Linked DNA regions of Homo sapiens: region 1 is linked to region 2. The links are chromatin loops, found by intact Hi-C in ENCODE. Cell type or tissue: IMR-90. All regions are shown on one strand. Links, peaks and the distances in the headings refer to the core of each region. The heading gives the core; the rest is flanking DNA.

The links. A loop is a pair of places that touch in the nucleus more often than their neighbours do. Peaks named below come from ENCODE experiments on the same cell type or tissue, not always from the same donor. Only the 100,000 strongest peaks of a DNase experiment are listed, where the experiment ranks them.
Region 1: a loop joins it to region 2, with 11 times the contacts of the local background. A loop is called at or near these places in 11 of 110 quality-filtered maps.

What each region holds. Positions count from the first base shown.
Region 1 is chr6:38,968,485-38,976,484 of GRCh38, forward strand. It overlaps DNAH8 (dynein axonemal heavy chain 8), which reads left to right. Exons shown (of 93, transcript NM_001206927.2): 83 at 3,108-3,181; 84 at 5,177-5,329; 85 at 5,890-6,045. Among named protein-coding and RNA genes, the nearest start is that of DNAH8-AS1, 19 kb to the left of the region's middle. In IMR-90, for the core only: a CTCF peak has its summit at 4,882; a DNase peak (open chromatin) is centred at 4,877.
Region 2 is chr6:39,093,488-39,109,526 of GRCh38, forward strand. It overlaps SAYSD1 (SAYSVFN motif domain containing 1), which reads right to left. Exons shown (of 2, transcript NM_018322.3): 2 at 10,576-12,289. The coding sequence ends at 11,945. Among named protein-coding and RNA genes, the nearest start is that of SAYSD1, 14 kb to the right of the region's middle. In IMR-90, for the core only: a CTCF peak has its summit at 8,974 (motif pointing left); a DNase peak (open chromatin) is centred at 8,684; H3K27ac peaks cover 164 bases.

The DNA of each region.
Region 1 (8,000 bases), core at 1-8,000, 130 kb before region 2:
ATTTCTACAAGGAAGATGTACAAATGGCCAATAAACACATGAAAAGATACTCAGCTTTGTTAGTTATTAGGGAAATGCAAATTAAAATCACAATGAGATATTTCTTCATTCCCACTAAGATAGCTATAATCAAAGACAGGGACAACAGCAAGTATTGGTAAGGATGTGGAAAAATTAGAACATTCATACATTGCCAACGGAAATGTAAAATGGTGCAGCTGCTTTGGAAAACAGTCTAGCAGTTTCTCAGAAAGTTAAAGATAGGGTTACCACATGACTCAGCAAACTTGCCTCTAAGTATATACCCCCAAAAAACTGAAAATATACATCCACCCAAAAACTTGTATGTGAATGCTCATAGCAGCATTACTCATACTAGCTAAAAAGTGAAAACAACCCAAATGTCTGGGGCTGATGAACAGATAAAGAAATGTGGTATATCCATGCTGTGAACTCTTAGTCAGCCATAAAAAGGAATGAAGTAATACATGCTACAATATGGATGAACCTTGAAAGCATGCTAACTGAAGGAAGACAGACACAAAAGACCATATATTGCATAATTCCATTTAATGAAATGTCTGGAATAGAGACAAAGTAGATTGGTGATTGCTGGGGTGGGAAGGGGGAATGGGAAGTGACTGCTAATGGGTATGGGGTTTCTTTTGGGGTTGATGAAAATGTTCTGGAATTAGATGATTTGATAGTAGTGATAGTTATGCAACTCTAAAAACATATTTTAAAATATTAAAGTATACACTTTATAATGAAGTATATATTTCATAATTTATATGGAAATTATACCTCAATTATAAAGGTTCAGAAATATATATTTATTGAGCATCTACTGAGTGCCAGGCACTATCTAGGTGCTGGGTTGGCCACCATGTCTAAGTCCCTAGCTGATATTCTAGACTGGGGATAAAACAGACAGTTATTGATAAACAAGGTAGTACATAATATCCTAAGAAGAAAAGTATAAAATATGCTAAGAAGCAGGGGAAGGGACAGAGTGATGGGAGAGGTGTGCCGTTTTAGATAGAACAAGGTCCGTCAGGAAAGTCTTGCTGACAGGGTGAGAAAAACCTGAGATGTGAAGGGAGTGAGTCTGGAACTCTGAAGGAGGGAACACCAATGAGGCTGGGGTGGGCCTGGGGAGGAGGCTGTTATGGATGGAGGAAAGTGAATGGATAGGGGGGTGGTGAGATAAGAAAAGGTGTGTGTGGGGGGGAGTGGGGGGTGGTGTGTGGCAGCAGTAGCAGGGACTGATTGTGTAGGGCCTTATAGTCTGTAAATAAGAACTTTGGTTTGGATTTTGGATTTTGCCTTGGATGCAATGGGAAGCCATTGGATGGTTCTGAGCAGAGGATGAACATAATCTGATTTAGGGCTTGAGAGACCCCTCTGGCTGCTGTAGGAAGAATAGCTAGTAGAGGACAAGGGTGGAAGTGAGGTTGTCACCAGTTAGGAGGCCATTCCAAGAATCTAGGCAAGAGGTGGCGGTCACTTACACCAGGAAATAAAAGCAGAGTTGGGAAATGGCCAGATTCTGGATATGAAGGGATGCCTCTAAATCGCCTCTTGACCCAATACCTGGATCAAGCAACAACTGTCCCAGGGCCACCTGAACGAAAACTAGACCTTCCTTGTAGAAGGTGTGTTTCAGAGGAGTTGGAAGAAGACAGAGAGGCTGTGGCTCACACTCATGTGTTAATACTTTTTGAGCCTATCACTTTCCCTCATTGATCTATTGAACATTTGTGTGTTCTTCCGAAATAAGTGGGGCTCGATATCTATCCACGATCCAGAGGCTCCTCCCATTCAAGTCACGCCTCTCCTTTCTTCTGCTTTTATAGGCTGGGTGGGATTCTTTTCAGGTGCCAGATTCCCCTTAGGAGCTGGAAAGATTCATGTGGGCTTTGGTGGGAAAATCCACCTTTGCTTGTTAATACTTGGCCCATTTCAATTCCTGATTCTCCAAGCAGTGAGTGCTCTTCCATCCTCCTTCAGGCTCTCATTGCAAAGTGTCTCCCTGTGACCCTGAGCCCACGAATAATCCCTAATCTTGCACCCTGCAGACCCTCTCAGAATATCTGGCCATTAACCACAGGATGCCATTTAAATGGTGTGTCCTGACAGTGTCTCTGGTTTCTGACATACTTCCCTCCCCACCCCATGAAGTCTCCAGCTTCTTATAGTCTCTACCAGCAGTTACCATAAACACACACTGGTTCACAATGTCTCCATTGATTGCTTTTCCTTGTACAGGGATTATGCCTCTAGAACTCAAGAAAATTTGGGTCCACAAGGGCTTGCTTAAGAGTTAATTTCCAATTGCAGTTGTGCAAACATGATTCTCAGACTTCTTCATTTTAGCTAATTCATGTGGGAGGTCACAAGCATGGTTCTCTGCCTGGGACATCTGGTCCTAAATGGTGTATTATCTCTGGAATTATGACATTTCTCATCGTGGAGTGTTTTCATGTTTAGTTCCAAGGTGGTGATTTAATCTGAGGAGCAGCTGAGAACTAGGTCTTAGACAGTTGCCCCTGAATGTACCCGTCACAGGGCTGAACTGTCTCAAATTTCATCTCAGAAAAATGATCAAACATACAAAGAAAACCAAAACAAGCAGACAGAAAACACTGTGAGCCTGATATCTAAAAGGAATAAACAGAAAATTAAATCTTTACAGAAGCGTCTGCTAAAACGCCGAAAAGGATTCTAACCAAAACTTACAGCAAAACTAAAAAATCCTTTTTCCCTACAAATACCTGTGATAGCATTGTAGTTGCCTCTCCCACCATTGATCTTGTTCCTCATTGTCTCCAAAGAATCTCAAACTCTCTAAAAGCCCACCATACGTGCCTTTTTCTCTCCCTTCCTGACCCCCAACCCACGCTTTTCCGGGTGGTGCCTCCAGGTCTCTGCTCCATGCATTTCTCTGATCCACACAACCAAAGGCCAGGCCTGTTTGAACAGCAAAGATTTTTTTTTTTTTTTAGAAACAATAGAAGGAGGCTATAATCATTCAGAAATTAATTTTTCATTCTAATCCTGCTGTAAGAGTTGTGTTTCATCATAGTGAACTTTCTCCTATGTTACAGAATGTAGAACTATCTCAATGGGGCAAGGACAAGAAGTACATGCTCGAAAGCTGATTCAGATGTCAATGCAGCAGGTATGTGACAAGAGACTGCTCCTGCTGCAACATTATTGCTAGAAACCCCACAATCATGGATGTTACCACATTCTTCTCGTGATGCTCAATCCTGGTTTTTCCATTTTTGTTTATCATTACCTGTGAATTTTAAACCTCAGTCTAGTTTCCTCCTGATATTCGCATGGAAAGCTTATTCCATTTTCTATAGTATATGCTCCATTTTACCTTCACCAATTTTTTGTTCGTTTTATGATTTGGGAGACACACCTTCTGATTTCTAAGAATGCATCTCTAGCAGTCTTGGAATTTCATGATCAATATGAATAGGTAGTACTTAAGGAGTGACAGATTGAGACAGTTAAATTTCCATTTTCAGTTAAAGGCAGACTTTCATTTTTCATTAACGGATCATTTCAGGCAAAGAAGGAATATTTAAGGATGCTATGTTTAAATACTGATAATGGTTTTCACTAATAATTGCAAGCTGAATGGAGTGTTGAGAGAGATTTCCCATCACACCTAATAAATACACAGGACATTAATTTTCTAGAAATGCTCTGTAGATAGCCATTTCAGCTGTAATAAGAAATTATACCATTTATAAAAATAAAATAAGATATTGGTTTATTTTTAAGCTTTTGATCTCAGAATGTCTGTACAAACTTTGGTGCAGCTTTTCCCTGGGAATTAATGACTAGAGAGGGTTAATGGGCTAAAACTCTGTTGGGTCATCAACTTTTCCAGCTAGTCATTAATTCTCAAATGCCCTAAGCCTCAATCTTTATCACTTAATTAAATTCAATAATTTATTTAATTTATACATGTATATCTCAAAGCAATTATACATAATTATTTTTACTCGGATCAAATGTTTCACTCTATTGAGTGATTTGACAGTTTAACTTTGGGCCTTAAATAATTTCTTTAGTTTCTGTGGGTGCAAAACTTTAATTTAAATACGGTGTTCATGTTAACTGTCTTTGGAATACTAGCCTTTATAACTTCCATGGTCTGTTTGTCAAAGTGGGGTAAGTATTGATTATATGGCATAATCAGAAAAGAAAACCAGACATGAGCAGGTGCAGCCATGTTGCCGCCTTGAGGGACACCATGTTTAGCATAAAGCTGGCATTGTGGAACACAGAGTGGGGAACCAGAAAGTAAGTGGGTCCATGATGACACAAACTAATCCTGAATGCTGTTTTCCTCTGAAACCCCAGTTGTATAGACGGCACATCCCCTTTACTAGTTAAGCCGGTGTGAGTTGTATTTTCGCTTACAGTTGAGACATGGTATATATGCCTTGCCATATATTTATCATGCTCACTATTTTGTAGTTTTATGTAGTTCAAGATAGCTGATTCCTGTATAAAGGTATTAAAATGTCTAGTAAAGAAACTATGTTCTCACAGGGCAGTGATGGTTTTGTGACATATTGTTTAAGGTAGTTTGTTTAATCAAGTATTTATTTAGAAAGTGCTTAATAAGTTATGTGGTTTCAGGAAAGTGTGGAGAGTGATGATAAAGAATAAAGCTTAGCATTATGGTAGTAAATGTCACCAAACGTATTGTCTCCAGCTTTCATGAGATCATGTGTATCTTTCTTTGTAACTATGAATAACTGTGAACCAGTCTTCTGGGTTTTGGGGGTGAGTCAGTTCTGATTTACCTTAGGCAGGACAACTTGTTACTGATTCCAAAATACCCGTTCCCACCATTAGATGGTGCACACACTGTACTTACACAAGTCTGCCTTCAAGTTTTAATTTCTGTTCCTTTCTGAACCAGGGGTGGCAGAATACAATCATTTTGAACCCACTTGATTCTAAGTAATTAGCTTGTACCAATTACTTGTACCATAGCAGGAGAAATGATTGTATTGACATATAATTTTTAAAAATGTGTTCAAAACAGAGTATTCACATGGTTTTTAAAAAAAGTGCACATTTTGTTTTATTAAAATCATAGCAAAAAGGTTACAAGAAATAAATATGAACTTATTTTTGGATACAGGGTGGTTGGGTATTACTACAAAATTGCCACCTTGGCCTGGAATTCATGGAAGAATTACTAGAGACGCTAATTACCACTGAAGCCAGTGATGATTCTTTCCGAGTATGGATAACTACGGAGCCCCATGATCGATTTCCAATTACATTGCTTCAGGTTTGTTACTAAACGTCTTTTCATCGAGAGTCATAGTAATAAAGATGACATCATTGACATTGTTGAAAGATGGGAACACAACAGGGCTTTTTGGTCCTGTAGGGTCTGGACTGCAAGATCTTATACTATAATACTATAATCATCAAAATCTTGACATCAAGGTTAGACTGTAGTAAATATTTCCATAGAAGAGCTCTAAGACTTAGTACTAATTTATTGAGTTTCAGCTCTGATCAATGTACTTAGTTTATACAATGCTGAACTTTGCCCCCACTTTATGTACCATAAGCATATTGTTTTCTGATATACAGGTTGAGCATCCTAAATCTGAAAATCGAAACCCGAAATGCTCCAAAATCTGAAACATTCTCAATGCCAATAGAATGCTCAAAGGCAATGCTCATATAACAATTTAATGCTAATATTCCAAAATCTGAAATTCAAAACACTTCCAGTCCCAAGCATTTCAGATAAAGGATATTCAGCCTAATATTGTAATTTCTATTTTATTCTTTATAGTAATTTATAGAAACAAAAGCACTGTTTTCTTTTCATGACAGACCTCTCTCAAATTCACTAATGAGCCACCCCAAGGTGTACGCGCAGGTTTGAAAAGAACATTTGCTGGAATTAATCAAGACCTTCTGGACATCAGTAATTTACCCATGTGGAAGCCGATGCTTTACACAGTAGCATTTTTACACTCCACTGTGCAGGTAACTGCAGAAAGCAGTTTTCACATTTAGGAGATGGCCAGTGGTGTGCTGAGGCCCCATTGGAGAGGCTTCCAGGAGGGTGCTATCCGTTGCCGCTCTGTCTCCTTACTCTCTTTTCCTTCATAGCACTTTCCCCACCTGGTATAGTGTATATTTGTTTATGTATTTTGTGTGTGCCCCCTGCCCCAACCCCCAACCCTGACTATTGGAATGTAAGATTCTCCAGGGTGAAGACTGTCTTTTCGTAACTGCTGACTCTCCTACTGTCACAACAGCACGCAGGGGATTGTCAGAGCTCAATAAATATTTGTAGAATGAGCTAATGGATTATAAAGATAGGAGCTTGGTTTTGAAAGTGCCTGTGCTGGCCAAGAATTTTATGTGCACCATCTCCTGTAATACTAACAACCACATTTCAAGATAGGATTATCACCATCCCAAAGATGTTAAGTACTCTTCAAATGTGGTTGCTAGGATTGGCTGAACTAGGATTGGCTGGCTCTGATTTATGTATTGTTTTGACTCTATTTATTACCTGATAGTAAAAGTGGTGGTGATGTTGGAGGAGGAGGAGGAACAGCAGCTCCCTGTCTTTCTCAAGTCATTTGCTGTTTGCTTTTACAGTCTTAGTACTGACGCAGTAATTTAATAATTTTATGATTACCAAGCAACTTGTCTGTTACGATTTTTTAAATTATTGTTAGTGTTTTGTTCTGCATCTGAATTTTATATTTTGTTCTGTAATTCAAAAGCTATACATTTTCAATGCACTGGATCCATTCCTTGATTTCACAGAGAATTGAAGAGATTCCTTTAAGCCCTACCTGGAGTTCTTTCTTTCCTGGGGTTGGGGTGAAGGACAAAATAAATCAGTTGGTCTATCCCAGGAGTCAGGCTTTTAGCTGTGTACAGTGATGGGCAGAACTTCACATTACCTCTCCCTGCCCTGTCCAAAGATGGAGGGGAACTTAATGCTCATCCCAGAAAATACTGTGTGTATTTACCCCTAATTCATTATCCCTACCACTTTACTAGGTTCCTGGCTGCCCAGGAGAGGGATGTGGTGTTTGTCTGCCTCCCAACACTGAGAAAGTTAAAATCAGATTAAATGCTTTGCTGGTGGTTATCTTTACTAAGTTCCATTGTGGCCTTTGGATTGTCAATTACAGCTTTCAAGTCACAGAAGCCTATTTCATACATTCTTATCTGGGAATTGTTCGCTTTGCTAGACCTTATCACATCCTAATACAAATATTGCTTTAACTCTGCTATTTCATTCCCAATTCACAAATAATATTTTATGATTGTGTTCCCAGTAGTGATGATTCAACTCTTCCACTGTGCTTATCATGGAGAGCTGGTTGGGGGTATTTGCCATATGGTTAATGTGGCAACCTGTGTTTTTAGTGGCCATTATCCAAGTGCTAAAGGGAAGAAGAGCAACAGGACCATGGTCCAGCCATGGGGCTAAAGTGCCCTTGCACTTAACACCACATGTGTTTGGGTTAAAACGGAGGAAAAATATTTTCACTGCTAGGGCGGTGAAGTTACCAGTGGAGTGTCCAGGAATAAAAGGCTGAATATCTCTTAAAATCAAATAATAGAGGGCTAGAAATAACACTTCACTAAGAGTCAGGAGGCCTGGACTTTCGTGCTTGCTGTGAAATCAGTTAGCTGAAAGCAGTTAGTTGATCAAGTTATGTCTCTCTCAGGGCTTCTGTTTCCCCATCTGTGCAGTTAGAGGCAGAAGTAGGTGATCTTTCAAGGTTTTTTTCAATTTCTAAAATTCCATCGCCCAATTCTGTGACAATACAGTGAGTGTAGGTAATTCTTTTTCATCAATTTCAGAAGTGTTTACTGTGATATTTCCAAAATCTCCTGGGAATTTTAGACATATGTTTCAGAAATATCACAGAAGTGTTTGCTGTGATTTTGTGTAAATATTTTTTTTACTT
Region 2 (16,039 bases), core at 4,280-12,279:
AATGCCGATGACCTAAGGTTGCATTAGAAACACACTTGGCAACTACACAAACTAAATAGTGACAACAAAAAGGCCATGGTTACTTTACCCTTTAGCTCCAGTCTTTGACAATCTGTAACCATTATGTACATTTCTGGCTGAAAAAAAAGCAGTGTTTTACCATATTTTTGCCCTCCAGAACCCTTCTGAACCTTCAAAATTCCTAGGAAATTGAATTTACAGCTTTAATAAAACCCTCTGCTACCCATCGATTAGATGCTACTTGACAATAAAACCACCCTCAAGCTCTTTCATCTTTCAAATCCTGGTGTTAAAAGTAGAGACTAGAGAAGCCAAACCAGAGACACACACCAAAGCAAAGACATTTCCCCCTAGTTAAGTTAAATCAATGTCCTTCCAATGGCATCCTTTGGAAAGGTACAGTTAAAAATACAGATGAAGTCTGGGCGCAGTGGCTCATTCCTGTAATCCCAGCACTTTGGGAGGCCGAGGCAGGTGGATCATGAGGTCAAGAGATCGAGACCATCCTGGCCAACATAGTGAAAACCAATCTCTGCTAAAAATACAAAAATTAGCTGGGTGTGGTGGCGTGCACCTGTAGTCCCAGCTACTTGGGAGGCTGAGGCAGGAGAATCACTTGAACCCGGAGGCAGAGGTTGCAGTGAGCTGAGATTGCGCCACTGCACTCCAGCCTGGAGACACAGTGAGACTCCGTCTCAAAAAAAAAAAAAAAAAAATACAGATGAAAAGATTTCTCATGTACACTCATTATATGAAAGAACCATGTTACATTAAGAATTATACTGTGTTGAAATATTCTCAGCTGTCAAGAAAAACATCTATAACATCCCAGCTACATAAAGCATTTACAAAAACACCTTCTAGAAATTGGTAAAGATTGTGAAGCCTGCCAAACAAGGCATGGTGGTGCCACAAGTCCAGAAAGAATGCCACCCGTGGGGTCTCAGAATCAGCTGTAACGGCAGTGCTCTCACTCACTCTCCTAGCCTTGAACAACATCTGCTTCTCAAATACAGACCTTCCTTCTGGCAGGAAGGGGCCCTTACCTCTCAGGCTCCATGACTGAGTTAGTCTTGCTGTCACTTGTTACATGAGAAATGCAATAGCTCTTGAGACATTCTGTATCCATGGTGCATATCTCCTGGGAGCATGCCAAGCCACCCAAATCCCAGTAATACCCCCAAGTTAGAGTCATCTCCATAATGAAGTGTGGGGCTCATGCACCCTCTGCATTGGCCACCCACATGAAGAACAGCTTTCTTCAGCCGCACTAAAAATGATGCATAGATGTAGATTTCCAAAGGCTATAGCAGCAAGATCACAGAAACCTTACATGAACTTCAGAATCTGACTTCTCTCTCTTCCTTGGGGCTGGATCCTCCAAAGCGATCAGATTCTAACATGAATTTCCAAAATGATCATGTTTCTTCAGGAAATGTCTCTTACAGGGCCCCTACTCACCCTGCATTGCCCAGCCTTTTATTAGGCCATGAGGATTCTGGGAAAAATGCAAATTGTCTAGGAAATGCTCCTCTTTGCAGAAATAGTTTTTTGAAAATTATATATGGGACAGAACCTGATAATAATCTATGAGAAGAGCCAGAATAGCCAAAGACATTTTTTTTTATTGATGAGGATCTAGAACAAGGCGATTGTTTCATACCAATCTGGTGCCATTTCACAATATGTTTGGCACTGCCAAACTTAGTCTAAATCTCAGAGGAAAAGTCATTAGAAGAAAAATGATTAAAACAAGCTCTGCAAAACAAAGCTATTTCTGTCCCTAGAGATGGTCCACTGTAAATGAACTGCCATGTATATAAAGAATACTCTGCCTGTCAGCACATATGCTTTTCTCTAAGAGTTATTAAAATAAGATCAATATTATTAGTGAAGCAATCAATGAAATATTTACCGAGAGAGAAAGGCAGTAAAGGACATGGAGATATGGGGGTAGGGTGCTATTTTAGGCTGGATGGTCAGGGAAGGCCTCTCTGATGAAGTGACATCTGAGAGACCCCAGTGGAGTAAGGGAGCAAGACCTAGGATCATCTAGGGGAGTGAGTTCCCAGAAAAGGCAACAGTGAAAACCCTAAAGCAGAAAGAAGCATATTTAGTTTGTTAGATCAGTAAACTATGGTTCACCACCTGATTTTATCAATAAAGTTTTATTGGCTCATTCATTTACTTATATATTGTCTATGGATGCTTTTGCTCTACAATGGCAAAGTTGAGTAATTGCAACAGAGACAGTTTGGTCAACAAAGCCTATTTACCAACTGGCCCTTTACAGAAAGTCTGCCAAACCAAGGAGGTGAATGTAACCTGGAAAGAGAGGCAGGGGCCAGATCACTTTGGGCCTGGTAGGATAAAACCACCTAAACAACCACCTACCTACTGAACAACATCCCCAAGAGATTAAGAGTGCAGATATTATTTACAAATTGAGGTCCAAAGGTTTCTTTTCACTGCCTCATTCTAAGGTACCCGTCTGACCTCTGCTTTATTTCTGGTCTCAGCCTTTTTTTCCATGTGACAGGGATGTACACATCTGAGAGGGTTCCAGGGACATATCCACAATAAGCCCAAACAAATGAGATTTAAGAAAATTGTAAAATGAATGTTCACAAATAATAATTATATGCTACAAGTTATTATGATACAAATGTGATATTTTAAACTGTATCATAAGACACAGTGAAACTACTGCTATAGACTATGTTTTCCAGCATTTTGTTTATTCAAGTAGAATTCCCTAGAAATGAAATGTATTCAAAGACCTTGCTATGCAAAGTGTGGTCCAAAGACCAGTGGCATCAGCATCACCTACGAGGTGGTTAGAAATGCAGAATCTCAGGCCTTGACCCAGACCTATTTAATCAGAATCCACATTTTCACGAGATCACCAGGGGATTTGGTGATTAAAGTGTGAGATCCGGTTTTAATAGGGATTGGCTTCTAATTACTCTTTTCTAAGAGATGGAAATATAGAATTTTAAATTTCAAAGAGGTTAGCCTGGTTTGTACTATTCATGCTAGTGACAACTGAATACAACTGAAATGTTTAATAATAGGGGATTGGCTAAATAAAGGCTGGCACATTTATCCATACAGAAATATTATGCAGCTGTCAAAATCAATACTATAGGACAATAACATGAGAATATATTCAGAGTTAATCACTAAGTGAAAAAAATCAATTGTAGATAGGACTAAGACTAAAACAAATGTAGAGATAGGACTAAAGAACAGAATATAAATGTTATAAACCTTAACAATAGGGTATAACTAATAAAATGAGGGAAGGAAGAGAGGAGGCATAAAAGGTAGTGGTGGTATGTTGATTTCATTATCTATCAGGTCAAAATATATCATTTAAGGCTGATAACTCAAGTAGTAGGTTGTAATTATATTTAAAGATACAAAGTCAATCAATTAGTCAATAAATCAGTAGAGCTGGGGGTTGGAAGATGGAGAAAAGTAGGAAGAAGGTGGAAATATAAATTTATTACACTTATTTTTTACAGATGTTAATAAACATTGCCTAAAAATATCAATTTTTAAGTAATCAATATAAAGTTAAAAATATAAACTTGAAACAGAAATGTAAACTTTCTAGATTATTGAAAGAAACACACATACACAGAAACAAAACAAGCAAACACAAAAAACCCAGAGACCATATGGTAAAAGAAGCTACCTAAACAGAATAATATAAAATGTGATGAGATAAGCAAGACTTTCATAAACATAAATAAGTTAAACTCACCTATTAAAAGAAAATATTCTCACAATAGATTATAAAAGAAAGCCCAACTAGTCTTTATATACGAGCAGCATACCTAATAAAAATAATTCAAGCTGAAAACAAAACTATGGGCAGAGGCACATGAGGCAAATGCAAACAAAAAGTAAGCAGGGCTTCCAGCCTTAATATCAGATAAGAATAAATTCAGGGCAAAATGCAATAAAGAAAACAAAGAGGGCTTTGCATAATGATAAAGGGAGCAATCTATAATGAAGACCTTAAAAATATGCTTTTTATACATTTCAAAATCTAAAGTGCTAAAAAATACTACAATCTCATGAAAATCACTGATAAAAACCATAAATAAAACTATTAACAAACAGAATCTATCAGCACATCAAAAAATAGTACATCACAATCAAGGGTGGTTTATTCCAGGAATAAAAGGATGGTTCAATATATAAATCTGTAATATTAATTGATTATATTAATTGATCAAAAAGAAAAACCATAAGATTAATTTCCACTACATTGAAAGGAGATTTTGTGAAATTCTACATCCATTCTTAATTTAAGAAAAACTTTTAAATAACGTAAGTACAGATGAGTAATTTCTTTTTTGTTTGTTTTTTTTTTTTGAGACAGAGTCTTGTTCTGTCGCTCAGGCTGGAGTGTAGTGGCACGATCTCGGCTCACTGCAACCTCCACCTCCCAGGTTCAAGTGATTCCCATGCCTCAGCCTCCCAATAGCTGGGATTACAGGCACCCACCACCACACCTGGCTAATTTTTGTATTTTTAGTAGAGATGGGGTTTCTCCATGTTCGCCAGGCTGGTCTCAAACTACTGGCCTTCAGTGATCTGCCTGCCTTGGCCTCCCAAAGTGCTGAGATTACAGGCGTGAGCCACTGCATCTGGCCCAGATGAGTAATTTCTTAAGATATCTGTTTGTCTGTCTATCTATTCACTACCCCAAAGCCAGGATCATGCTTAGTGGGAAATACTGGCACATGCTCATTAAAGTCAAGAGCAAAACAAAGATATCATTGATTACTATTCTGATTTAATATTTTTCTGGGTGCTTTAGCCAACGTAATGGACAAACAGAAAAAAATAAGAGGCATAAAAATTGGGAAAAGAGGCCGGGCACAGTGGCTCATACCTGTAATCTCAGCACTTTGGGATGCCAAGAGGGGAGGATCACTTGAGGCCACGAGTTCAAGACTAGCCTGGCCAACAAGGCAAAGCCCCGTCTTTACTAAAAATACAAAAAATTAGCCAGGCATAGCGGCGCACACTTGTAGTCCCAGCTACTCGGGAGGCTGAGGTGAGAGAGTTGCTTGAACCCAGGAGGCAGAGGTTGCAGTGAGCCAAGATTGCTCCACTGCACTCCAGCCTGGGTGACAAGATTAAGACCCTGTCTCAAAAAACAAAACAAACAAAACAAAACAAAACAAAACCCCACAGGTAAAATAAGAACTAAATTTTACATTATTTGAAAAGGAAATAATTACCTATGTGGCAAATCCAGGCAAATCAACTGAAAAATCATTATAATTAGTAAGAGAATTTGGTAAAGGACTGGTACAAAATTAATATACCAAAATCAATAGTTTTCATACACACATACACAACAACAAGTTGGAGGAAATAATAGAAGAAAAGATCTACTGAACTTAATAGCAAAAGATAAAATAACCAGGAATAACAGGGAATAGTAAGATCAATATAAAGCAAACTTGAAAATGCAACTGAGGGACAGTAAAAGAGGCTTAAACAAATGGTAGCATACCGTATTCTTGAACAGTAAAACAATAACTTATAGGTGCTTCTTCTCCTTAAGTTATCTGTAAATTTAATGTGAAACTAATGAAAATATCAAGAGAAATTTTGGGGACCTGGTCAAGTTAATTCTAAAGAACTCAGGGAGAAAATAAACATGTTAAGTGTAAGTTTTAAAAAAGAAAGCAAAAATAAGAGTAATAAAGAGGTGTCTAGCCCATTCAGATTTTAAAACACACTAAAGAGCTACAATAATAAAAAGTGAAAAAGCTGTCAGATCAAAAGAACAGACCAGAAAGCCCAAAATAGATACAAATACACAAGAAATGTGGTATATGATACAGAAGGGTTTTAAATTAGCAGGAAAGAGATGGGTTATTTAATAAATAAACCTGAGGGAACTAGATACCTGAACAAATAGATGCCTGAATAAATAAAGCTGGATCCCTATCTGTAACCCCACTCCAAACTAAATACTATAGATAAAAAACTTAAATATAGAAAATGAAAGCAATGGGTAAACATGGAAATTTTTTTGCCGTATGACAAAAACCCAGGTCATAAAATACATAAATTTGACAACAAAAAATTTCCACACAGAAACAAAAACGGCAACAAGTTTGAACAAATTGAGCAAAAATATTTGAAATGCATAATTCAAAGAGCCAATTTTCTTCATTTATGAAGAGTTCCTAAATGAAATTTTAAAATTCCCAAGAACTCAACAGAAATCACGCAAAAGCTAAAAGAGTTCACAGATAAATACAAATGGCTCACAAATTTATAGAAAGATGTTCTCCCATAATAAGAAATTTAAATTAAAACTATGAGGTGTCATTTCACTTCTCAGATATTGGCAAAGTACAGAAAGTTGGGAAAACACCCTGTGTTGGTGAGGATATGAGGAAATTGGCATTTTCATACATTGCTGGTAGGAATGTAAATAAGAATCACTTCTACGCAGGGCAACATCTATCAACATTTTCAGTCAAATATCCTTTTGCCAGCAAATCTAATTCTAAGACATTATCCCAGAGAAGTATTCCCATATGTCGAAATGACATATGTGCAAGGATATTTGTTGTACATTGTTTGCAACAACAAAAGATTAGAAACTACCTAAATATACATTAATGGAGACTTGTTGAGTTATAATCTATCCATACAATGGTACACTCTGTAGCTGTGAAAAAGCAGGAAGCAGCTCTATTTGTGCTGATGTAATTATTAAGAAATATTGTTTGCTCAAAAAGCAAGAGGCACTCAATATTCCTTTCTGGAATTGCCTCTCATCAATTCCTTTTATTTGTTCCTAAACATCCAAGTCTTCAGAATGCATCCAAGCTTGTTATTCTCCTTCATGATTATCACCTTTCTCCCAGGTGGTTTTCTCTGACCAAAATGCTACTTTTTGCCCCCACCTTCTTTTTTGGGGGAGTACCTAGTCCTCCTTTAAACTCAGCACAGTGTCATTGCCTCCAGGAAGCCTTTCCTGACCTGTGATTTAAGATCCTCTTTTGATGCTGTGGTCCTCGTTCAGACGACATACTCAGTGTGGCTTACCACACTGCACTGTAACTGTCTGGTTATTGGCTACCTCCCCCATTTGCTGTGAGCTCCTTGAGAAAAGGAACCTTGTCTGCCTTATGTCTGTATGAGCTACGCCCAGCACCAGGACTGGCAAAGTTTAGATGCTCTGTAAATGGATAGATGGATGGATGAATGAATGACATAGATAATCTACTCCCCACCATAGCGTGGATGATCTTTTAGAAATGAAAATTGGGGGCCGGCTGCAGTGGCTTATGCCTGTAATCCCAACACTTTGAGAAGCCGAGGTGGGCAGATCACCTGAAGCCAGGAGTTTGAGACCAGGCAGGCCAGCATATAGTGAAACCCCATCTCTACTAAAAATACGAAAATTAGCTGGGTGTTGTGGCACATGCCTGTAGTCCCAGCTACTTGGGAAGCTGAGGCAGGAGAATTGCTTGAACCTGGGAGGCAGATCATGCTACTGCACTCCAGCCTGGGTGACAGAGTGAGACTCTGTCTCTCAAAAAAAAAAAAAAAAAAAAAAAAGTAAATTGGATCATATCACTCCCTTACATAAAAACTTCAAATGCACATAAATAAAACTCAAACTCCTAAGAAAGAAAAAGAAAGCAAGGGAAAGAATAGCGTGTTTAGAATGGTGTCATTTGCAGGCTTGAGAAAGAACAAACATGGCAGGGTGGAGGGAGATGTTCTCACTATACACCCCATGTACCTCTTGGCTTCTAAAATATATGCATAGAAGTACAACAATATTTTATTCCTTCCTGTATTTCCAAAATGTTCTAAAATGAGCATGTACTTCTTGTTGTAATCATTTAGAGAAAACCTCAAAAATAAAGGACTTAATTTCCACGTAGTCTTTGGAGTTAGCTCCTCATTGTTTTAAAGCTATGTTTCTTCGTCTCTCGCTTTGGTGTTCCAAATGAACAGTTTGAAAAATAGCAAGCCTCATTGCTCCCTTTAAAAATGCACACCAATTTTCTTTGCTTGGATCTAATAATCACTAAATTTTCTTCCTATTTTAACATTTATTGTTTACGTCAGCGGCTCTTAATCTTTATTGTGCCAGAGATCACACCTGGGAGGCTGTTAAAATGCAGATTCTCAGGATTCTACCCTCAGACATTCTGAGTCAGTGGGGGCCCTGGAATCTGCATTTTAACATTACTACAGGAGATTCCTATGCAGGTGCGTGGTCTATAGACCATACTTTTCAAAACGTTCATCCATGACTTGTTAAGGAAAGAGTATTTTTCACATAGAAGTGAAAATCCTATATAGTATAGAATTTAGGACTGCAAGTGATCTCTCCCTTGAACACACACACACACACCTTACACCTTTATAAACATTCACATTATGTCCTGTACTTTATAATACAGTTTGTGTGCACTCATCTTGTCTTCTCTCTCAGATTTTTGAGAATGGGATCCAAGTCTTTATGTAGCCTAGTGCTCCAAAGTTGTGAAATAAAATTATGTGTGATAGAAACCAAAGCATATGGTTCAAAAGTTACTTTCTTTGGCTTAGGGAGTTGGTTTTCTCTGCCAACTATGTAAATTCTTAGTCATTCCACCTCCCCTTCCCGCAAAGCTTAGCTATGTGCAAGCAACTGTAACACTGCCTGCTAAGTCTAGAGAGGGGCTGCTGTTTTATTTTTAAATACATATATAAATCACTTCTGGTAGCTTTCTATGCCTTTCCCAGGACCTCTGATGGGCCCTTTCCTCTGTGAGTTTTAAACTGAAAAAAACATCTGAAAAAGCAGCACAAGCGGTTGAGATAAACATCCCAGAGGGTTTTCCACATTACGTAAATTTTCAAGTGTGATGTGAAGGGACCCGTGAGGTATAGTGGCAGCTCTACGCCACCGCCTGGCGGCAACATGCTTCATGACATCCCAACCCCACCCCTGCATCCCCGGGCTCTTAGGGACGCTCATCCTATGCAGGAGCTCATATGTGTGTGTCCCCAGCAGCGCCAAATCCAGGGCATCTACAAATATTTGCTGGTATGAGTGGCAGGAACTAAAAACACACAGCTCGAATTTTGATGTCTTCTGCCCAACTGAGGGTCACTGGTTCTTTCAATTCTGTAACTTTCTAAGATTTTGCAGCACAGAGCTTTTTGATTGACGCACAGATCAGTCAAAAGGCAAATGTGAAAGACAGCCTATACTCAAAGCATAACTCTAATAGCACAAAATACACATGCCTAAGTCATCACTGGCAAAGCTCCAAAGCTTTTGAGAAAGATCATTATACCCATCCACAGGGCCACTCACCCCCACCCAAACCTGAAACACTTAGAATAGGTCAGGGCTAGCATGAAAGTGATTGAGTCCCAGAGGTATAGCTCAATGACTTGGCCTAAAGAGCAGAGAGAAAAGAGAACTGAGTAAAGGTTTACCAGTGTGAAGGATGCTCACATAGGCCTCCAGGGACTCCACATCCACTGAGATTAGGAGACAAAATAACCCCAGATGGCGGGGATGGGGGTGGCAAAAGTTCTTTCAGTAAACATAAAGAACTTCCTAGGAAGTACCTGGAATCTTCTTTAGGGGTTCACTAGAAACAAATTATCTTTAGTTGGGAATAAATGATGGCCCTGCCCAAGGTTGGGGGTGGGGAACACACTTGATGGTATTTTGGGGTCCCTTCCAACTTTAGATGTAGAGTCTTGTTGAACAGTCCCTATCAATAGGCAAGATGGGATAATGTGAATAAAAGCAAAAACCAAGTTACTTGTTAGACTTGGACACAAACGACTTCACTCGTGTATAAAGCTATCACAGTGACTGCATCTACCTCTGGGATTTCAAGTTCCCTGATGACAGAAGAATCCTTTAATGGAAGCTGCATGCTGGGTTAATGGTCAGGCTGTGAGTGGAAATTCTGAGATCAATAGGCCTAAATTCGGAAAATCAAGGCTGCACCTAAAACCTAATGGTCTGATCAGAGCACCAAATACTTATTGTTCTTTCTTCTTCTCCCTGCCAGGCCATTAATTGATTCACACACTATTTTTCCTAGAAGTTAATGCCATCATTACATGCACCTTTGGTAAGAGGTTAGAAGTGACAAATTGTTCACAGAAAATCTCATGCAAGATGGGTTTGAGGCAATCTAGACTCCACCTCAAAAACAGCTGCATTTCAAAAATCACTACTGAGGTCCACCCATAGGTCAAGTCTCATGCGTGCTTAAGTCTTTACCCCACTGGGATTACTAATTGGATCAAACCTAATTCAGAGTTACAGGCATTTTGTTTTAGGGGAAAGTCTGAATTATATGTTTTTAAAATACAAATTAGTTCTTTCCTACAGCAATGCTTACTGCCCTGAGCACTGCAGTAAAACTTAAGATTAGGGAATTACTCCCTTGTATGGGGCTTTTATGAAACAGAAAAGCCCAAGGAAAGTATCAAGAAAATTAAGAAAGCCTTAAGAAAATAAATCAGTCAACAAAATTGTATCTTAAATACAATCAAAACTTCATGTTTAATAGGGATTCATCTGTTTCCCATACTTTTTACATGTTCAGTTCAGACAGAACTCATGGAAGAAAAGACTTTTCTGTGAGATAGAACAGACCATCTGCTTGACCGGATGGCTCTGAGGGACAGCCAAACTCCCAATGGCCAAAGGGCTGTGAGGAAGGGCAACACATATCAGAAGAATTTTCAGCAAGGGCTGAAACACAGTAAGGTTAGCCACAAAATGGAATGAGAGAAGCCCTAACCCAATGGGAGTTTGCCTAATTTTAATGAACCCAAACTCTAACATTGTACTGGAAAAGCAGCATTAAAATCCAGCCTGATTATCACAATTTACAGAATTTCTCACCAGAGGCCCACAGGTGAAAAAGCTGCTTACTCTAAAGCCCTTAGAACCGTATTGTGAACTGCGCATGCGAGGGATCTAGGTTGCGTGCTCCTTATGAGACTCTAATGCCTGATGATCTGAGGTGGAAGTTTCATCCTCCACCACCACCCCGTCCATGGAAAAACTGTGTTCCACAAAACTGGTCCCTGGTGCCAAAAAGGTTAGGGACTGCTGCTTTAGAATATAAGAAACAACTCAAGCAGCCAACGGGTCTGGAGTTAACACTTCCAGCCCTCCCCTTTGTACACACTCAACACTTCTTGCTGAACTGGCCGTTAATAACCACTTGTGAAATCCCTCCCCACACCTGCACTTAGGCGTTTGTCTCTTCCTACCTTCCTTTACTGAGTAGTGGCAAAATAATAGGAGAGTGGAAGATGGTGATGGGCAATGAAGAGGGACCTATTTCTGAAGAGGAGATGTTTTAAAGATATTTTATTTTTCAATACCAGTAATGACTGAAAATTAAAGAATTAAAGCAGGAAGCAAAACAAAAACAAACAAGAAACCCAAAACTTGCAACCTAAACTCTCCGGGAAAAAAAAAATTGCTATAAATGTTAAAAGACTTAAAGAGAACATTGACAATGCAGCCCTGATGTACCTAATCATACTTCAAACTGCTGGATGTTTTAAGCTGAGAATCTCCCCAGTGCCTTTCTAGTGCTCTAAAATCATCTCCCAAACAGATGAGAAATGAAACAAACAGGTCTCCCTTCTTGAGTACATAATTTTTATAAATTGCGTCGGACCCACAGTGAATGTATTTTAGAGAGTTTCACCAAAACTATCAAAGATCAAATGGCAGCAAAAGATCAGGGAAAGAAGGTAGAAAAACTATGCAGTCACAGAGCTAACCCGCAAGCTGCCCTTAGTCCTATACACCTGAAATCAAATCCATAGCCAATGGTGAGGAAGACCACATCAGAGGTTAGCTGCATGACAGCACAGCTGGGTCCTATCTCCCTGCCAGGGGTCTCAACTGTAACTCGCGCTCCAACTGCTCTGCAGTCAGGGTGCCCTGGATGGCTTCACAGCCTGGATTGAACACAGAGTAGGCGCTCTTCTCTCCCTCTTTCTTCTCTTCAGGGCCTCGTGTCCCGACGTACATCCAATAGAACAAGGACAGGACAAAATATGCCAGGCCAAATTCCAGTTCCACAAACAGTCCCAGCAGGACCAACCAGAGAAGAACCTTCAAGAAGGTGATATTGGTCAGGAAAGACTGGTCCCAGCACGACGGCAGAGGAATGGCTGTGTTCCATGGTGTCTCTGATGTGCTGCCCTGGGGCTGAGCCGCTTCCTAGGATACACAAACAAACAAAAGAAAGAATAAAGGGTAATGGAGCTGAGATGATCAAAACTAATCTGAAAAGGCAGTTTTCATTGCTCTGAGAAGGCTGCTGGCTCATTGATTTCTATTCTTTCATGCAACTCTCTAAAACAATCATCTCCAAAGAACCTATGTGCTCTACTCCAACTGAATCAAAACTGATCAGCACTTAGTGAGATGTGACCTAATAAAAGCCCTACGTATTCAGACAGATTCTTATTCGTGGGAGTCATTTCTTCAGATTAGTCTGCTGCTAAGAAGAGCTAATTTGTGCCCCATACAGAAACTCCTGAATAACTGATAATGCAACAGTCATGACAAATGCTTCAAATACAGAGTCAATATACCTTTGTTGATTGGATTAGATGACCTAAAATATTACAAGTGACATGATTCTAAAATAGAGACAGGAAACAAAAATCCTTTTTACGTTTAAAAAAAAAAATCAGCCAGGTGCACACCTGTAATCCCAGCACTTTGGGAGGCTGAGGCAGACAGATCACTTGAGCTCAGGAGTTTGAGACCAGCCTGGCCAACATGGTGGAACCTCATCTCTACTAAAAATACGAAAATTAGCCAGCATGGTGGCACACGACTGTAATCCCAGCTACTCAGGAGGCCAAGGCATGAGAATCGCTCAAACCTGGGAGGCGGAGGCTGCAGTGAGCTGAGATTGCACCACCACACTCTAGCTTGGGCAACAGACCAAGACACTGTCTCAAAAACAAACAAAAACCACTGTTACAGCCATTACTGGGCCCCCTTACCTTCCCATCCCGTGATTAACCTACACAGGTCATTGTCACTCACCCAAGGCCCAGCCAATGTCTCCTAACTAGACTCCCTGCCTCCTATCTCTTCCCTCCCCAAGCCATCCTATGTACAACTGCTAAATGAATTTTCTTAAAGACCTATTACCCTCCTGTTCACAAACCTTCAAAAACTTTCACTGTCTACAGGATAAAATCCAAACTCCTTGGGCTGGAACCCAAGACCCTCAATTTGTTCAACAGATTGAAATGCCAGTAGACAGGCCCCTGTGCCAGATGCTAATGGCAGACACAGGTATTTAGACAGCTCTGTGTCCAGTCCACTGTTTTCGGAACTCTTTTGAACATGACCTACAATAAGGAATACATTTTAGACTGTAATCCAGAATACATATATGCAACAAAGTTTCACAAGTCAACACTTACCCTCCCTGAGACATTCTCTTGTATTTCCTATTCTACTTTAAAAACATTTTTAATAGGGAACAAGATCTTCTATATTAATTTCACCATCCACTAATGGGTCACAGTGGTCTAGGAAATTCCATGACAACACGATCCACAATCTTTTGTTCCATAAATGACCCTTCTTCTCCAGCTTAACTGGTCTTATTACCCAAAGATATTCTCAGTCCTCATCTCAAGCCTAGAATTCCGTCCACTTCCTCTTTCTTCCTTAACTCTTTGCCTTCCTTCCAGGCAAGCACCGTTCATGAACTGTCAGCCCTGACCTCCCTGGGCATCAGGGAGGGTGCCCCCTCTGCCTCCCCCAGAACTAGCTCTCCCGTTCATTAAGCACCAAACTATTCAGCACTACAGTGTCTCTCTTTTACTATAGGTCATGTCATGTATGATGCCAGATTGTTTAAGTACCAGGAAGCCACGTGTCTCCAGATCCAAACATGGCATCCCATACTTAGGTTCTCAATTCATAGCAGAACTTTCAGTTCATCTCTTCAGTTACATCCCCTATTCTTCTTCACGTGCATATTTAAAAGGGGATCACAAATACTGGTCATCTGATTTATGATGTTTCAGAAGTTCTATTTTGTCAGAACCTTCTTTTTTAGCATCAACATTGTAATTATTATCTTTTCAGTTAGATTAGAAAGTCTGATTGGAGAGGCCCTTATATTATCAGCCACATCCCTGACCCCTGATACTCATTAAAGAAAGAAATGTCTGTTTCAGATTTGACATGCATGCACAGTATGCGTTCTGGCCCAAGAAGAATGCATCTGGGCAGTGTTCTGGGCAAAGGGGAGAGTAGCATGAGATGACGGGGCTAAGGAGGGAGGGCATGAGGGTGGGAGCCAGATAAAGTAGGGCCAGGCAGGTTGCAGTGAAGATTCTGGAAATGGGAAACAGCTGAAGGTCTAAGCAGGGAACTAACCAAAAGCATGAAATCCCTGGTGCTAAAAAGGTTGGGGAGGAGGCCTAGCAAGAGAGAGCCAGACATTGACCAGGGTGGTGACAGCAGTCAGATGGAAATAGTGGACTGATGGACACAAAATACATTCTGAATATACATGCTGAGATTCACAATAAACTAAATTTATCATTTAGGGAGTATAAAAAGAAGAATGTTCCTATGTCACCATTTACTGAGAGCCTTCCAATGTATGAACTCTGGTAATCCAGGAAGCAGGCATTATTATTCCCAACTTACTGATAAGAAAACACTGAGAGGTTAAGTAATTTCCCTAAAGCCATAAAACTAGTGATAGGCAGAGATGAGGTCAGTCTCGGATCCTAGGATGGTCTCCTCCAAAATATATTTTATTTAATTAGGGGCCTTTATGGGGGGTGGCAGGAGAAAGGTTAGGGAGCTAGAGGTAGATGGGTGTGGGGGTGGGGGGGTAAACAAACTGACGAAGGGAACAAACAAGAGGAGAGATACGGACATTCTTCTGCCTCATTTGGAACTTGTCGGAGTACCAGTTCCCTTCTGCTGTAAAACCTGGGTGAAGAAGTGTTTGTGACTGTTACATCACACACAGGCATGGCCCAAGGAAGGCACTGCCATTCCTCAAATATCAAGCTGCTTCTTACCTTAGGGCCTCTGCACTTGTGGTTCCCTCTGAGAGGAATGCTCCCTTCCCCTCATATCACTTGGTTGACCCCTCCTACTACAAACGGCAAAAATGTCACCGTATGTGCCCTTGGCTTAGTCCCCGTTTTTGCCAGGGTGGTTCCTTCTTGTTAAATGTCTCCTCCTTAGTGAGTTCTCCCTGCTCAGCTGATTTAAAATAGTACTCTGCTCCCCTCACCCCTAATTCACTATCACAGTCTACTGGTTTTATCTTTTTTCTTTCATAGCATTTATCTGGTTTTGTTTATTGTCCTCCTTTCCCTGCTGCCCCAAGCTCAAATGCAAGTTGTACAAGAGTAGGACTTGTGTGTCTTAATTACACTGTCTCCCAGGATTTAGAACAAAAGCTGGAACACAGCGGGCACATGACAAGATTTTTGTTGAATGAATGAATGATAGTGAGGGAAAGGAAGAAATTCAAGATGACTACTAGATTTTGCGGGGGTGAGGCACAGCTGTGCTTAGCCAGGCGACTCCAAAGGAGAGCCTTTGAGCAGAAGGCCAGCCTGAGCCAAGGCCTGGAGGTCAGGAGTGGTGGATGGGTATGGGAAATGGGTTCTGGGGCAGGGTGGTGTGCTGGGGGCTTGCCTGGGATATGGCTGGAGAGGGAAGCAGGAGGTTTCTGTAGGAATTTTTAAAAGTTACCAGCATTTTTGTCCTAATGTGGAAGAAGCTCGTCACAGAATTATTTCAGGAAACTGCTTTTCTCCAAGCAAAATCTGGTAGTGGGAAGGAGGATGTAGATACTTCCTCATCAATGACTGCTGAAAAGATGCAGCGGCATTGTCAGTCACAGCGAGGCCCGGGTCGGGGCAGAGGCATCATTGCAGTCAGAGCTTGGCCCAAATGGAGGCCGCA